Regions from separate parts of the Homo sapiens genome. Here region 1 is linked to region 2. The links are chromatin contacts, found by Hi-C in ENCODE. All regions are on one chromosome and are shown on one strand. Each heading gives the region's core, a stretch centred on a gene start or an enhancer-like site at or near the end of the contact. The rest is flanking DNA. Distances are from core to core; before and after follow the strand shown. Region 1 overlaps TMEM131 (transmembrane protein 131). Region 2 holds the start of INPP4A (inositol polyphosphate-4-phosphatase type I A).

Evidence for each region. A loop is a pair of places that touch in the nucleus more often than their neighbours do. Pooled maps may share reads with other maps.
Region 1: a loop to region 2 is called in a pooled map, with 2.7 times the contacts of the local background. The contact joins the enhancer-like site here to the promoter of INPP4A in region 2. A Hi-C loop is called at or near these places in 4 of 50 pooled maps.

What each region holds. Positions count from the first base shown.
Region 1 is chr2:97,867,912-97,871,177 of GRCh38, forward strand. All of the region lies in intron 4 of TMEM131 (transmembrane protein 131), which reads right to left. Among named protein-coding and RNA genes, the nearest start is that of TMEM131, 130 kb to the right of the region's middle. Within about 2 kb of position 1,605, at least 19 of the 41 ENCODE cell types and tissues checked have a DNase peak (open chromatin) inside an H3K27ac peak, as active enhancers do.
Region 2 is chr2:98,443,358-98,446,892 of GRCh38, forward strand. INPP4A (inositol polyphosphate-4-phosphatase type I A) reads left to right here and starts at 1,501. Exons shown (of 25, transcript NM_001134225.2): 1 at 1,501-1,728. RefSeq lists a silencer at 1,331-1,970.

The DNA of each region.
Region 1 (3,266 bases), core at 355-2,854, 580 kb before region 2:
CTTATGAAGATTTACAACATTTTTTTGAATGAATAATTTCCTGCAACTTTAATAACTTTTTAAAAAATAATTCTCATTAGTTAAAGTACTGTCTGTTGAGGTGGTCCATTGAGCTCCTTACTCCATTCTTAAAATCCCATGCCCTAAGGGTATATTTGCTTCAAGTATTCGGAAGCTCCATTGTTAGATGCATGCATATTTCGAGTTGTTATTTTTGTGTATCTAAATTAACCCCTCTATATTTATGTAATATCCCCCTTTATTCCCAGTAATAGTGCTTGTTCTGAAGTTTACTTTGTCCAAATTAACACAGCCCTTTCACGGTTCTTTTGGTTAGTGTTTACATGGTAATATCTTTTCCATCCTTTTATTTTTAACTTGTCTATGTCTATCTATCTATCTATCTATATATAAAATATTGTCTATGTCTTTATATATATACACACACACACATATATGTAGGTTTTCTGCTAGTTGTGTCTCGCTTTTTTATTCAATGTGACAATCTTGGTCTCTTAATTGATGTGTTTAGATTATGTATATTTAATGCAATTATTGATAGAGTTAAAGTCTATCATCATGCTAGTTACTTTATTTTTTTTACTAACTAGGAAAGCCGTGCCCACAGACTGCACTGGAGAGGTAGGATCCCACAGGAGAGTTTCTCTGCTTTACCCAGGGAAGCAAAATCCTGGCCAAAAATCATTCTGTGGCTGACGTTCTGTAGATTGCACATTATGAGGTCCACAATCATTCTGTGGCCTAACAGTTCAGAACAACAACAACAACAAAAAGTGGGAACAGGGTTTGGGTCCTGAGGCAGTGATAGATAGGTATCCAGAAAAGGTCTGTAAGAACATATTTGGAGTTAGACAGTAGAACTCCTCAAACCAAGAAGCACTCAAATTGTTGAATTCCTCTTGCCTCCGTGGAGACTCAGATCCTTTAAATGACAGGCTCATCAATCCCAGGTGGGGTTACGACACCATGAAACAATTAGGGAAATGGGTACAAACCACAAGGGGCCTCAAACTACAGCCACGATACTGCAGGAAGCTCAATCGATACAATATAGAAGATAAAAGTCTTCTTCCTCAAGCTTCATATAGACATTTACGTAGAAAACAACAGCGCACAGAAATAAAAACATCCTCCTTGCATCCTGAAAGTTCACCAACTGTATGCTTTCTTAAGAAAAAAAATGCTTTTACAATTCAAATAGACTTCAGGCTAACTGGCAACCATTCATGCACATCCCTGTGAATTCCTTCTCAATGTTTTTCCTTGTGTAACTTTAGTACAATCAATCTCAGCTAAGATAAAGAAGACAGGATACATAATGGACAGGTAATTTGGGGTATCCTTCAAGAAGACAGGATTGGAGGTGGCCTCCTGCAGGAGAGGGCTGTGGGGAAAAGAGACAAGTGTGGAAGTGCTAGGAGCCTGGAAGCAGGAGTGGATCAGAATGCTTGATCTGCAATGCTTCTGAGGCTGGCCCTGCCCTTTCTTCCAGGGATCAAAGAGGAAAGGCATGGGCCACATCCCATAGAAATGAATGAACCCTTGCTCAGAGGAGATGAGTCATCTACTTATGTTGTTCAAAGTAGCTTGGAGTAACAAGAACAGAGGGAAGCTGTCAGGAAGGACATCAGCAGGCTATTTTAGTCGTTGCGTGCTCAAACAGGGCAGGCTGCCTCTAGCTCTGGGCAGTCCACACCACAGGAAGCAAAGGGAGCGGGCACTCCTTGGACAGACTTGCTCACAGACCTCATAGGTCTGTGAACAGCTTGCCTTCCTCCTCACCATCCTCCGTTCCTTTGGTGACATGAGCAGAATCTAGACCATGGAAAGTACATGACCATTTGTAAACTCACAATGTGTTGCTTTTCTATACTATGTAACAAATTACCACAAACTTTGAGGCTTAAAGCAATGCCCGTTCATTATCTTACAATTCTGTAAGAATGCCTGGTTTATCTGCTCGAGGTCTCACAAGGAAATGCAGGTGTCAGCAAGATGTGTCCTCATCTGAAGCTCAAAGTTCTTTTAAGTTCATTCTGGTTGTTGATAAAATTCGGGTTGCTTTCAGTCTTTTGCCATATGACCCTACCATTTTCAAAAGCAGCACGAAGAAACTCTCTTGCATCCAATATCTCCCTTACCTCAAATACCTGACATTTCTGTTTCTGATTGCTAAAGCCAGATTTTAAAGGTTCGTGGATTAGGTCAGGCTCACCCAAAAAAAATCTATCTCAAAGGTCAATTGATTTGGGGCCTTAGTTACAGTTTCAAAATCCTCTATAGCAACACCTAGATTGGTGTTTGATTGAATAATTGGGAGAATGTATGTACAGGTACATTAGAGGCCAGAAATTTTTAGAATTCTGGTCTATCTTAGAATTCTGCCTATCATAAGCAGGATATATGACTACTTGGCTGAACAGGTAAAATTTAAAAATAAAACAAAGATTTCCAAATGCCTGCCAGTGCTGGTCCTGTTTGTTTCCATTACTGGCTGTCCAAAGACAGAAGTAGGGCCAAAAGGGACAGTGTGAGGTATTTATAAACCAAGCTGAAGCAGGCATACAGCTGTTCTCTGTGCTGCTGCAGCAGAACTACGAACTGTCCATATTTTCGAATAGTCTGAGGCTCAAAAGAATTAGAAAGCAGCAGCTATGAATTAGAGACTAGCTTGGAAAGTAAACTGCAATTTTGTGGTCAAGGGCAAGTTTCCTACACCACAGAAAGATGACACTGCAGTGCCAGGAAACAGCTGAAGAAATGGCTTAGCAACTGCCCTGAGGCAGACCTTATGAATGACAGTGACACAGCACTCTGTTAAGCATAGTTTTGGGCAGGAAGTCGGGTCAAATCAATATGCAGTACTTTGTACCACTCAATTACCGCAAAATACTACTATCCTCCTTTCAAAAACATTTTAGATTGAAGGCTGAGCTGGGGAGTTGATGTAAAATCTTTTATGGAAAGATTGGGTAGGTAGGAATTGAAAAGCTAAGAGGCACCAAGTATCCCTTTAGGGGGCCTATTTGATTTTCTTGGAATACCAAAAAGTCATCAGAGAAAAATGCCTTTCATAAACTAAATTTATCTTGACAATAAAGACATCTATTTTTAGCAATAGTCTATTCAACGTCCATTTTTTTTATAGCCATGAAGTACCTACTTTAACCTTCAGATCTGAAATCAAGATTTTCTGAATGTAATAATTATATAAGCCAAAGATTTTAGTAAACCAAGTTTCTACC
Region 2 (3,535 bases), core at 251-2,750:
AGATCGCGCCATTGCATTCCAGCCTAGGCAAAAAGAGCGAAACTCCATCCCAAAAATAAATAAATAAACAGCATGGCCATAAAATTTATTGTTTGAACAGGAATACATTTGAGAGTGAAAGAGGGCCCTATTAATAATTTTGCTGCAAAAAGATGTAAACTGGGGCTGTTCCAAGCAAACTAATTGGTCACAGTAATTAAAAAAAATGCAAAAATATTTTTGCATTTCTACAAATTTGATTTTCTTGGCTTTAACTTTGTACTGTGGAGTCAAGGTTCTGTCAATATTTCTTTCCATTTAGCTGGAGAAATAATAAGAGGGAACTGTTTTATTACTAAGTTACTTTTCAGAAGAGAAATAAAATAAAAAGTAAAGAAATAAAAATTTAAAACTAGGACATTTTCTTTTTCTTTTTTCTTTTCTTTTCTTTTCTTTTTTTTTTTTTTTTTTTTAGAGATACAGGGTGTTGCTCTGTCTCCCAGGCTGACACTGCAGCCTCAAATTCCTCTGCTCAATCGATGCTCCTGCCTCAGGCTCCCCAAAAAACTCGTTTTATATTTGTTTATTTTTATTCCAGACTATTGTCTGTATTTTGGTGACATGAGGAGGATCAGACATAATTCTAAATGAGTTCAGAGAATTCTTAATTTCCATTCCTAACTGGTTAATCTCTTTTGTTTTTGAAGCAAATTATATGTTTAAATGCTCTGCCTGAGAAGTATTCTGGTTTATTGAATTAAAATCATTTTAAGAATTTTTTTTTCGGATAAAATGTGAAGACTCAAAGATAAGGATACATTCAGTCCAGTATTTGCCCTTGCTCAAGGAGAAATGCTGTTTTAAAGTCAAAGTGAAAATTTTCTTCCAAAACTTCTGATTATTGTTTTTGTCTATGGAAAAATAGAAACTTGGGGCAAAGTGTAAGGACTGATGCTGTTGCAAGTCTGTTAGTGCACACTTATGCACACAGGCCAGAACAGGTCCGGAAGGACATACACTTAGAGGTTAGCAATTTTCTTTTTTTTGCAAGTCTGTATTTTCAAAGAATTAAGATTTTAATTTTTTGCTTGTCTGGTTGGAATGTTCAGTTTCCTAAACATCTCCTGGGGAGTGAGTACGTCTGCACTTCAGGAAGTGCTCTTGTCCGGAGGGCAAAAGGTTGGGGGCGCATCCCCGGGTCGCGGCTCCTCCAGGAAACTTTCCCTTGGGGATCCGTCAGGGCCTCAGATGCCTCAGTGGATGACAGGGTGAAGATGCCATCGCTCAGTCAAGTCCAGAAGTTCAAGAACTCCTTGCAGGTGAAGCAGTCACAGGATAGGGTGGGATCTTGTGGGAACCTAGCAGTAGGAATTGGCGCGAGCAGCTCGGTCACCGGCCCTACTGTCTCAGAGGGCGGACCCAGCTCGGGCTGGTAGTGGGGCGGGGGTCGCAGGGCGCGGGCCGGGCCCTCAGCGCGCATGCGCGACAAGGGGGCGGGGCCAGGGCGGGGCTGCGCCCGGCGTCTAGAGCGGCGGCGGCTGGCTAGGGCTGCGGCGCGCGTGGAGGGTTCGCTGCTGGTTTGCCGCCGGGTCGGGCTCCGTGGGCCGGGGCAGGAGGACCAGCACCTGAGGCCGGGCCCGCAGCCCGCGACTTCACAGCCAGGCGGCGGCGCTGCTGCTGCTGCGGGGCTCTGGCGCGCAGCCCGGCGGGACAGCGGGGCGGCTGGCGCCGGGGGCCGGGGAGCGCCAGGTAGGTGGGCCGGGCCGGGCAGGAGGCGACGCGGCCGCCGCGGGGGCCGGGGCCGGGGACGGACAGCGGGCGCGGGGGCGCGTCCAGGTCCCCGCTGGGGCGGATGTGGACGGCGCCCGCGGTTTTCATGGAAATTGCACTGCCTAACGGTGCCAGTGGTCCACCTGCGGTGGCGTCTTTTGAGAACAATCCGAGCCCGGCCGACCCCCAGCCCCGTGAAGACGCGGCCGCCCCAGCAGGGAGCCGGGTGCCGAGCGGGCGCGTGGCCGCGGGACGCAGACGCGGTGCCTGCCCGATGCGGCTCCAGGGCTGGGTCTACGGGCTCCTGAAGCTGGAGGCCTTGCCGTGTTTGGGGTGGAAACATAACCGGGTGAAAGTAAACATGCATCTCCGTGTGGGAAATCTGGTCTCCATCCTCGAAACTCTTCCATTTTCTGCCTGCCTTTAGACCCCGACAACATTTCTAGCATCTTTGCTTTCTATATTTTATTTCTCTCTGGCTTTGCTAGTCAATTAATTGAGGCCTGAGAAATGTGCAGGGATCTGTGGCTGTCTCTTGAAAAGCCAGCCAGGAATGGGTAGGCCCCAGAAGACAGACGTTCAAAATGTCAGAGGTAAATTTGTGTCTTTGTGGGCGAAGGAAGGGAATGTTGATGGTCTCGCTTCCCTTCCCCTGTCGCCTGCCCTCTGACATTACATAATGATGGGTTCTTCCTGCCCCGAGTTCATCCGTAATGACAGACCATGAAAATGTTCCTCTGGGTAAGAAAGACCTATATGTGGTAGAGCCCATCTTCTCTTTTGCTTTGCCACTGAATGTGTCTTGTGTTGGGAACCTGCCTAAGAGTGGAATTTGATTTGTCGCCTGCCCCTCAGGGCATTTAAACCAAGGGAATGGGGGTGGGGTGGCGATTTGGGTGTTGCAGAGAAATTCTGACTGGTCCATCTGTTCACAGTGGGTTGTGTGGACCATGGGGAAGCCAGTGGGGTTGAGGACAGAGTGGGTTGACTTCGGTGTGAATCATGGTTCTGCCGCTTGCTGACTCTGGTTCTTATCTCTAAAAGGTGAGAGCAGAGCCTTTTTTGCTGAGTTTGTTTTGGAATCTAGCTGCTGTTGGCGTTGGCCAGTGCACGTAGAATTGCTTGCTATAGGTTGTCCTAGAATTGAGCCTAATTTTTCTTTGGTTGAAAAACACACTTTCTTTAACGGAAATTTTGTTTTTGGATCTAGGCTAGGGCATTTGTTTTGGGGGTTCTTTGCTGAAGTGTCGACTGCTAATGTACTGTTTTCTTTGAAGAAAGATGAATGATGGGGCCCATGTAAGAAGGGCAGTGTGGTTGGTCTGTTGCAGGAGTGGTGCCAGGAGGCCGTGATGCTGTCTGTCCCAGGGGTGGCGTTGCATGTGAACGGGCCTCTCGGTGCCTCATTCCCTGTGATGTCTAGTAAACACGCCTGTGAAGCCAGAGCTGCTTGGTAGAGTTTGGCTTGAAGAAAAGGCTTAAAGAAATGGATGTGGACAAATTCAAAGAGAAAGAAACATTGTGTTTCTACTGAGCTCCTTATAGAATTAGTCTGCTTACCTGGCCACCTTACTCATCATGTAGCTACTTTTTTCATTTAGATTATTCTGTCTCAGGGTGTTTAATCTGCTTGGGTAAGTCTTGTTTCCCAACTAGATTCAGAACCAAGGGCAGATATTATAGTGCCTCCCTGTTTTCAAAACTGGATATTTTGTAGTATTGCTGTTAAACTGAATATTAGCGTTTTTTAAAAAAAAATCACTTTAAGGAAGGATGAAATAAAATA